2 separate regions of the Homo sapiens genome follow, and region 2 is linked to region 1. Evidence: chromatin loops called from intact Hi-C (ENCODE). Cell type or tissue: B cell. All regions are shown on one strand. Links, peaks and the distances in the headings refer to the core of each region. The heading gives the core; the rest is flanking DNA. Region 1 overlaps TLR4 (toll like receptor 4). Region 2 overlaps LOC105376244 (a long non-coding RNA gene).

The links. Hi-C counts contacts between places; a loop is a spot of excess contacts. Peaks named below come from ENCODE experiments on the same cell type or tissue, not always from the same donor. Only the 100,000 strongest peaks of a DNase experiment are listed, where the experiment ranks them.
Region 2: a loop joins it to region 1, with 2.4 times the contacts of the local background. A loop is called at or near these places in 2 of 110 quality-filtered maps.

Annotation. Positions count from the first base shown.
Region 1 is chr9:117,714,866-117,720,256 of GRCh38, forward strand. TLR4 (toll like receptor 4) reads left to right here. Exons shown (of 3, transcript NM_138554.5): 3 at 1-5,391. Among named protein-coding and RNA genes, the nearest start is that of TLR4, 13 kb to the left of the region's middle. In B cell, for the core only: no CTCF peak of the experiment used is centred there; a DNase peak (open chromatin) is centred at 3,416; H3K4me3 peaks cover 264 bases.
Region 2 is chr9:117,823,936-117,829,326 of GRCh38, forward strand. All of the region lies in intron 2 of LOC105376244 (a long non-coding RNA gene), which reads left to right. Among named protein-coding and RNA genes, the nearest start is that of TLR4, 120 kb to the left of the region's middle. In B cell, for the core only: no CTCF peak of the experiment used is centred there; DNase peaks (open chromatin) are centred at 2,286 and 3,146; H3K4me3 peaks cover 1,764 bases.

The sequences.
Region 1 (5,391 bases), core at 318-5,317:
CAACCAACTCAGTCAAGGAACCCATGACAAAGAAAGTCATTTCAACTCTTACCTCATCAAGTTGAATAAAGACAGAGAAAACAGAAAGAGACATTGTTCTTTTCCTGAGTCTTTTGAATGGAAATTGTATTATGTTATAGCCATCATAAAACCATTTTGGTAGTTTTGACTGAACTGGGTGTTCACTTTTTCCTTTTTGATTGAATACAATTTAAATTCTACTTGATGACTGCAGTCGTCAAGGGGCTCCTGATGCAAGATGCCCCTTCCATTTTAAGTCTGTCTCCTTACAGAGGTTAAAGTCTAGTGGCTAATTCCTAAGGAAACCTGATTAACACATGCTCACAACCATCCTGGTCATTCTCGAGCATGTTCTATTTTTTAACTAATCACCCCTGATATATTTTTATTTTTATATATCCAGTTTTCATTTTTTTACGTCTTGCCTATAAGCTAATATCATAAATAAGGTTGTTTAAGACGTGCTTCAAATATCCATATTAACCACTATTTTTCAAGGAAGTATGGAAAAGTACACTCTGTCACTTTGTCACTCGATGTCATTCCAAAGTTATTGCCTACTAAGTAATGACTGTCATGAAAGCAGCATTGAAATAATTTGTTTAAAGGGGGCACTCTTTTAAACGGGAAGAAAATTTCCGCTTCCTGGTCTTATCATGGACAATTTGGGCTAGAGGCAGGAAGGAAGTGGGATGACCTCAGGAGGTCACCTTTTCTTGATTCCAGAAACATATGGGCTGATAAACCCGGGGTGACCTCATGAAATGAGTTGCAGCAGAAGTTTATTTTTTTCAGAACAAGTGATGTTTGATGGACCTCTGAATCTCTTTAGGGAGACACAGATGGCTGGGATCCCTCCCCTGTACCCTTCTCACTGCCAGGAGAACTACGTGTGAAGGTATTCAAGGCAGGGAGTATACATTGCTGTTTCCTGTTGGGCAATGCTCCTTGACCACATTTTGGGAAGAGTGGATGTTATCATTGAGAAAACAATGTGTCTGGAATTAATGGGGTTCTTATAAAGAAGGTTCCCAGAAAAGAATGTTCATCCAGCCTCCTCAGAAACAGAACATTCAAGAAAAGGACAATCAGGATGTCATCAGGGAAATGAAAATAAAAACCACAATGAGATATCACCTTATACCAGGTAGAATGGCTACTATAAAAAAATGAAGTGTCATCAAGGATATAGAGAAATTGGAACCCTTCTTCACTGCTGGAGGGAATGGAAAATGGTGTAGCCGTTATGAAAAACAGTACGGAGGTTTCTCAAAAATTAAAAATAGAACTGCTATATGATCCAGCAATCTCACTTCTGTATATATACCCAAAATAATTGAAATCAGAATTTCAAGAAAATATTTACACTCCCATGTTCATTGTGGCACTCTTCACAATCACTGTTTCCAAAGTTATGGAAACAACCCAAATTTCCATTGAAAAATAAATGGACAAAGAAAATGTGCATATACGTACAATGGGATATTATTCAGCCTAAAAAAAGGGGGAATCCTGTTATTTATGACAACATGAATAAACCCGGAGGCCATTATGCTATGTAAAATGAGCAAGTAACAGAAAGACAAATACTGCCTGATTTCATTTATATGAGGTTCTAAAATAGTCAAACTCATAGAAGCAGAGAATAGAACAGTGGTTCCTAGGGAAAAGGAGGAAGGGAGAAATGAGGAAATAGGGAGTTGTCTAATTGGTATAAAATTATAGTATGCAAGATGAATTAGCTCTAAAGATCAGCTGTATAGCAGAGTTCGTATAATGAACAATACTGTATTATGCACTTAACATTTTGTTAAGAGGGTACCTCTCATGTTAAGTGTTCTTACCATATACATATACACAAGGAAGCTTTTGGAGGTGATGGATATATTTATTACCTTGATTGTGGTGATGGTTTGACAGGTATGTGACTATGTCTAAACTCATCAAATTGTATACATTAAATATATGCAGTTTTATAATATCAATTATGTCTGAATGAAGCTATAAAAAAGAAAAGACAACAAAATTCAGTTGTCAAAACTGGAAATATGACCACAGTCAGAAGTGTTTGTTACTGAGTGTTTCAGAGTGTGTTTGGTTTGAGCAGGTCTAGGGTGATTGAACATCCCTGGGTGTGTTTCCATGTCTCATGTACTAGTGAAAGTAGATGTGTGCATTTGTGCACATATCCCTATGTATCCCTATCAGGGCTGTGTGTATTTGAAAGTGTGTGTGTCCGCATGATCATATCTGTATAGAAGAGAGTGTGATTATATTTCTTGAAGAATACATCCATTTGAAATGGATGTCTATGGCTGTTTGAGATGAGTTCTCTACTCTTGTGCTTGTACAGTAGTCTCCCCTTATCCCTTATGCTTGGTGGATACGTTCTTAGACCCCAAGTGGATCTCTGAGACCGCAGATGGTACCAAACCTCATATATGCAATATTTTTTCCTATACATAAATACCTAAGATAAAGTTCATCTTCTGAATTAGGCACAGTAAGAGATTAACAATAACTAACAATAAAATTGAATAGTTATAATAATATATTGTAATAAAAGTTATGTGAATGTGATCTCTTTCTTTCTCTCTCTCAAAATATCTTACTGTACTGTACTCACCTATTTTCAGACCATAACTGACCATGAAACCTGGGAAAGTGAAACTGTGGATAAGTGAGGAACTAACATACATACATGATTGTTTATCTACAGATGTATGCCTCAGTTTCTTAGTATGCTTGAAAATGTATGATTTTGTGTATATCCGTGCTACATGTAAGTGTGGTTCTATTCATATTTGAATATGAATTCTGCATAAGTGTGTTTATTCAAGCAAATGTACAAGGCTCTGAGAAGGAAGATCAACATACAACTTGGAATATTTCAAGGCCGAAATATTCAAGGCTGACATTGGCCTCCTTCCTATCAGTTCCCTCTCCCAGATGGAAATTCTAGAAATGGCAGGTGAGGTGGACAAGCAGGGAAAGAAATTATATGCATAGAACAGAAGGAGAAGAAAGAGTAAAGTCAGGCCTCAGCCAGCCTCTTTTTAGCTCTTTAAATCCTCTGGATTTAAGAGGGATAAAGGGTGGAATAAGGATAAATTAATGCCAATTGTAATGCCTTAAATTTGTGTGATACCTTACAACTTGAAACATATTCACAAAACTATATATTTGAATATCTCATTAGCTGAGTAAGGTAGCAAATCATAATTAACTTTTTCCATTTTATTGATGGGAAAGCTGAAGTTCAATGAAGTAAATTTTTCAATAGCCCACAGAGTAGGAAAGTGACAAAACCTGAGCCTGGGCCTCCAGGTCACTCAAGGACACTTTCTTTCTTCCACACCCAATTGCTTCATGCTTAAAGTTGGCAAAACAGGAAGTGAAACTCCTGCAGTTTTCTGTGTGGTTGACACTAGCAAGGGTTTCTCAGTTGAAGCCATGAATCATTAAGCCAATACATATGCATATATGTTATACATACCAAATGATTTATTTATAACCCTATCTTTCCATAAAGGACTTGAAGGAGCTTCAAACAAAGGATATGTGAACAATAGGGTTAATCAATAATAAGTAGAAAATCTGGACATAGAATAAAAAGAGGAGAGAAAGACACCGAGAATGAGCGTTAATACAGTGCTTTCCATTTTTCTGGTGTTTTGAGTAGCGTGGCTTTTGGAGAAAGCCAAAACTCAAATTCACTCCTTATCAACTGTGTGCCTTGGGCTCCATTTCTCTGAGAGTCTACTTAGCTCCAATGTAAAATAAGAATAGAACTATGACTTTGTAAGGTTGCTCTAAGGATTGAAAATCATGTATTATGTTCAATACGGGGACACTGTCCTTATGGGTGAGTACTCCCCTAAGACTTTATTAAGAGGGCACTAGGAGAAGCACTGGGAGGTCTTCTCAGTAACAACACTAAAGTAATTGCTATTTTTCCAGCCTGTGGAACCACAGAAGTGACTGTAACTAAAATTAGACATTTCTTTCTGATTCATTCTCTACTCACGGGATTGTCAGACCCCAGTCTTCTTCTGGACTCTATAAACTTTTTAGAAATCATCAGCAGGCTCCTGGAGAAGCTTAAATGAACTCACACAATATGTGACAGTGAACTCCCTGGGAGAGTGAAAACCAAAGTCTAAGCCAGTGTCTCCATTTACTTGTGTGATTGTGGGCAAGTCATTCAAGTGCTTTGAGGCTCAGGTCTTAATTCATGAAATGGAGGTAATAATACCTTGTTGGCAGACCTCACTTGGTTAAAATGATAATGTTGATAGTTACAATAGTTACATTTAATTGATCAATTGTTTTATGCAAGGGCTTTATTTGTGCTATCTCAGTTTGTCACATCAATGAATTAGAAAGATACGAAAGTATTTCCAATTTACAAATGAGGAGTCTGAGTCTGGGAGTCATTCTGTCATGTGTCCACTGTCACCTGCTCATTGGTGGCAGCACTGAGATTAGGATCTAAGTCCACTTCACCGCAGAAGCAGGGCTTCTAAATACTGTTCTATGGCAAGAGCACCCTGCTCTCACAAAATGCATAAAACTTCCTATCTCACCATTATAATTTTGACTGATATTAAACAAAGAGAAGTATTATTATTATTACTTGTTTTTATTTATATTACAGCTGTAAGAGCCAGGAAAAATGTGATCTAAGTTATGTGATCAAAGATTTTTTAACAGTGAACAAATCAGGCCCACTAGATGATGGCCTTTCTTTGAACAACATGCCTAGGGTTGCTCTATCATGTCTACAGTTGGTCTGACTTCCTGACGGGCATCACAGACTTGTGATTAAACACAGAGGTTATGGGGGAAGTTCCAAAAGCTTAGGACTTTCCAGATGGTTGGAATAAGATCACACACTCTGGCTGCCCTTATGGAGATCACCGAACTTTTCAACTCAAAGTAAAATCTGTGGAGTAAATGGTCGATCAAAAGGAACCAACTATATTGAGCACCATGCGTGATCATCTGATCGTTACTGCTACCTTGTGAGTTAAAGGCTACTCTTCTCATTTTAGAAATGAGAAAAGAGATGCCCAGAGAGGACGAGTAACTTGCCTTAGGTCACACAGCTTATATTAATCACAATAACATTTGCCGCACCTTCTGTATTTTTTTTAAGTTGCTAAGCTTTTGGTGCATGTCTGGCACCGTTTTAGTTGTATATTATTTCATTTAATTGTTAAAATGACCTTCTGATGCAGGTATTTGTAGCTTTGCCATTCCACAGATGAAGAAACAGATGAAAGGACTGAATTGTTCAATAGGAAGGAGCAGAATCAGGATATGAACTTGGGTTGGCCTGATTCTTGGGGCTGCATTCTTTCCATAACA
Region 2 (5,391 bases), core at 87-5,086, 110 kb after region 1:
GAAACACACTATGAAAGTGAAACAGACAGGACTTAATGATTCGTTGTATGTCGGGAAAGGAGATGGAGGAATCAAAATTATGCCCAGCTTTTAAAGTGCAGGGAAATTGTGGTCTTATTCTATTTATATAATGTTTAAGTAACTGATTTATAAAAATCTATTATAATCGAAGTCTTCTTCATTTTTCCATTGCAATCAAAGAGTTCCCAAATGTGAGAAAAGTGGCAATGTCTAATACTGACACTCACCTGCATGACATCTGTCTACCCTTTAGAACCTTTGACCTAATATTTTATTTAAAAACTATCATAGATGCACACAGGTGTATAAACTTAAATGAAAAACCAAAATATCAAAGAATAAGAAATTAGTTCAATATACCTGTGTATATTAATCTGAATATATTAATAGAATGCTATGCATTAAAAACCATATTTTACAAGAAAACTTCAAAACATATTAGATAACAAAAACCTCCCATGGTATAAGTTAAGCATAGAAAAAGAAGGGAGGTTATAAAGCAAAATATACTAATAAGAATTTTAAGGAAAATACGTTAATGATACTTTGAGAAAAATGGACATATAAAAACACAACATTTCAGCAGTAGTTTTATTTGGACAGTGAATTAATTGCAACTTTTAGTTTTCTCTGTATATTTGAGTTTCCCAAATGCCCAAGTGGTACTTACTAAGCAGACAAAATTGTATTTTTAATAGGGCAGATTTTTGTTTAACATGATACTATTATGATTATTATTGCCAGAAAATACATACTAATTTTGTCACTCACTTTTCTATCCTTTCTTCTTCCCTTCATTCCATTAGTTTAATCAAGAAACATTGGTCAAATATACATTGTGTGTCAAATTCTTTTCTAGGCTGCTGGGATAGAAAATAGCAAATTATTGAGTCCTCCCTCTAGGTGCTCTCAGCCACGAAGGCACTTATGGAGAGCCAGCATCAGGCACGACAGTGGCCTCAGATTTTACTGAAGGAAGGAAGCACATTAGGACAAAAAGAAGGGTCATTTGGCTCTCATGATATTTGTCAAAAATAGAGCTAGCTATGGAGAGATGGGAGACACCAACAGGTAAGTCCTCCACATGTATCTGAAGTAACTGTTGTGGGCTTGGAAAGAGGGAGGGAAAATGTCTTTGGTGTAGTAGAGAAGCTACAACTCATTTAATTATACATATGTGTTGAATTACAAGAAATTGAGATACGTACCGAAAGTGAGGATTATGTGGGTCTAAGGGAAGTTGTCACTAACTTGAAACATCAATGGAATCTTCAGAAATATCAGCTATGCAGAGGAGAGGGAGAGAGGATGATTTGAAATGATGGGTCCTTAGTTTGAGATGCCAATCAGACAATGCAACTCTCCTTCTGTGTGCAGGTGCATTCGTGTGTAGGTGTGTGCCTTTGGGGTAGGATAGAGAGTAGGCAGAGCCTACAGCTCTGAATGAATAGGTTAGAAACTACTGATTTGGCCATGAAGAGGTCATCACAGAAATCTCATATATAATGCAAGCAACATCTGAAACTTGGTTCTAAGAGACCTAAGATTGTTGGGACTTTGAAACTTGGAAATCTATCATTTCCAAATAGGCAGCATTTCTTTTTTTTTTTTTCCTCAATAGTTGAAGAAGTTTATTATCTGGAGCAGACTGTTCTCTTTTTCCAAGTGACCACCTGAAAGAGCTTTATTATGACACACAAAGCAAACTTCACTGCCAACCATTTATATTGGCCATAGATAGCCCATGTTAATATATCCAAAGATAAGCTTTGAGCTTAGATGAGAAAGAAGCAGACATAGCAAGGCAGAGTATCAATTCTAATCACTCAATCCACACACAATCATATACCCATGTGCACACACACTCACATAGACACATATACATCCTACATACCTATCCTGTCAATCCCTTGTCTGAGTCTTGATGGTTAGAGGAGTTTTGCTCGAAACTAAATGTACTGTTTTAACAAAATATTTGGGAACAAAGAGATTCTAGATCCAAACAGAAATGCTTGCAGATCCGTAAAGCACAAAGTAGGGGGAGGCCATTCTCTCAGCTCTACCCAGAGGATAAAAGACTTTGGAAACTTTGGGTAATGACACCCTTGGCCCAGGCAATGGTAGCTTTCAAGAGGTATGTTAGGTGTAACAGCTTCATAGATAATAGACATTGATAAACAGGAGAGAAAAAGAAAAAAGGGCCTCTTTGTGGTGACTGTGGCTGCCAGCCTGGTTTGTGAACACGTGGTAAGCCTTCTGTGAACTCCCCAAAACCACTAAGAACAGAAGAAGGGGAAGTAGTGGGGTGGGGTAAGTCATCGTATGTAGGAAACAGCCACTGTCATTTAAGCAGAAAAGTCAAAGTGATTATTATTGTCCTCCCAGGCTATAAAAGACCCTGATTTTTAAGTTACATATGGGGATAAAGAATGAAGCCAAAGCTGAAACTCCTGTTCATCATTTAACCCCACAGAGGCATGCATGCCTACATCTTGAAAATAGCTCTTTTGCGCTTGACAATTAGACCAAGTTAAGAAAGACCACGGGCTATTAATTCCTTTTCCCCACCATCTCCAGGCCTTTTTACCACCCTTGGAAATAAGACTAGGTTTTTTAATTTTTTAATTTTTTTCCCTCATTTAGCTTTGGACGAGGCTTGGGAGTTGGGAGACAGAAGACAGAGAAATGTGATTAAAATGTAGGTCAGCTGGTACGTTATTTACAAATGGCTGAGAGAATAGAACAAGGACATACTTGGTCAAGTCCTTGGCAAAGGCCTTAAAGGAAGATGTAAAGAAGAACAACCACTTTGTGTGCAAGAGTCACCTCTTTCGGGGTCAAGGCCACTTTCCCGAGTTGCTGAAGCGAATCTTTATTTTTTTCCTAAAACTCAACAGACAGCATCTTCAGAACCTAATTTGATTTTGATTGATTTTTGAAACTTGAAACACTTCTAAACTAATTTTCAGTATATTACTCTTGTCAACGCTTAAAGATTTTGTCAGGAGGAATTTGCTGAACAGACACAGTAATTTTGTTTCTCATTCTGGCGTATCACCCCTAAAGAGGAAGCCCAGGGAGGGAGGCAGCTCTGTTACTACAGCTGCTGCTATTAGAATATACATTGCAATTACTTTGCTGCTATTTTGGGGGTCTTCTCAACCAGTTCATGCCACAACCCACGGGAGCTAGATGTCTTGAAATAAGAATCACAGAATTGTTGACTCCTCTTGGGTCAGACCTGGGATAGAGAGAAGGGACTTGAGACCCAGAGAGAAGTGATTCATTCAAGGTCATATAGCAATTTAGTGGCAAGGCTGGTACTAGAGGACATCTTCATATTTTTAGCCCGTTTGTCTCCCCAGTGTATTAAGAAGCACAGAAGCTAGCTAGGTCAGCCCTGCAGTGGTCATGGACCAAGCTGGGATTTATTAAATAAATATACCAGTGACAACGTCAATGGGAGAAGGGGCCTTTAATTGCGGTCGATACACCAATCGATAGGCAGTAAAAGCCACTCTGATAGCCCAGCACAATGCTACCCCTAGGAAGCGTAGGGGCTGTGTTAACAGTGTCTCCCTTTTTGTCTAACCGCAGTCAGCAGATCCATTGGGGGCTGTTGGAAATAACAGTGGCATTACAAGATAATAACCTCTGTTCAAGCCGGCATTATGCCGAGAGGGCTGTCAAAAAGTGCTTTCCTTTTATTGCTTTTTGCCACCCAGGGTCTGTGGCATGCAGACAGATGGACAGGCTCATCTTAACAAATAAGCAACGGGGACAAACTGCTCTGGCTCAAATCAGCAATCTTCGCTCAAGGCAGGGCCTTGCAAGCAAGGACCTGCGGGTGCCTGGGTAACAACATTGGCAGATGCAAAGCAGAGGATTATTCAGTAGGGTAGTAGAATTAGTAAAGTGCTGGCCCATTGTGTGACCACATGGGCTCAAGGACTTTCATCTGCTACAAAACTACCTTGATATAGTGGGAGTTGGCTAAATGTAAAGAGGAAGAACTTTAGGAGCAGAGGAAAGATCGGAGATTCTACAGTTCTGTTTTAGCTATTTAAATCTGTTTCCCAACACACAGTGTCCTATAGGTGAATACTAATAGATCAAATTAATATGCATTTATGTATACGCATTTATTCATTAATACATTCTCAATGCAATTCAATGCATGTAATAAGGTGACTCTGGGTGAAATTGAACACCAACTTTTTTTTTGTTTGTTTTTTGTTTTTTGTTTTTTAAATCTGGGTAAAGAGAAATTGAGAAAGGAATGGCCATTGATATTTCAAATAAAAAGATAGTTTTAAAAATGTTTTGCATATTTTATTTTTTTAAGTTTTCATTGATACATAATAATTGTATACATATTTATGAAGTACATGTGGCAGTTTTTAAGAATCAATAATAGGTATTTGGGAACTGTATTGATGTATTGATGTCCAGCTACTATGACTATATCAGCAGGGCTATGGAGCCAATTTATTCCTTTTGGGTAGAGGCAAGGCTTTCCCTGTAGGAATTGGCTATTACCACTTTCAAAGAGTCCTGGGAAGAGATAGTGGCTGGAACACCAGGACTTAGGGTGACTAGGACTGTAGTGAGGGGGGATGGTCTTTCATTCCCTGGATCCAGGAGGCCAAGCTACAAAGAAGATAGGATTACTTCTTGTGAGTGGCAGGACCTGGCCAAGTGGAAACTCACTGGGAGCAAGTCAGACAGCCAAGGTTATATAGTCTGGGCCTGGGCTGTAGTTATAAATTAACCTTTGCAGTTACTTATTTGTATATATTTTATCCATTTAGATAAATCATTTACATCAGAATAGCCTCCTGTCTGCTACTAAAGAAAATTTTAAAAGGGGTCAGACCTAATTATGGGGCTCTCAAGGTAAAGGAGACTGGGAGTTGGGGGACCAGTGCTACTGAGAGCAGAGTGATGGCAGCAGAAGGGTCACCAACAAAGGGCAACTATGTCCAGTGGAAGAATAACCTCTCGAGGACTTGGCAGCAGTGTGGTGACAGGAGTGACAGGGGTTAAAAAAGGATGGCTGGGGGCTGTGCTCTGCACCCTTTCGGCAACAGCCTAGAGGGTCTTCAGAATCATCCAGGAGATGTGTTGAGAAAAGTACTTTGGGGGCAATAAAACAAATGAGTGCTTGGATCAGTGTCACTAGTGAGAGACAAAGATACAAAAATTCATAAAGCTGAAGCCTCGAGGAAATTCCCAGTCTCTCTGGGAAGGCAAGACAAATACAAATGAAAAGATTCCTAAAAAACATAAGCCTGCTAAGCCTCACAGGAATGGAAGAAAACTGAAGGTGGTATAGTAGTTCTGACAAATGAGAACTGGGGTTGGGTTTAT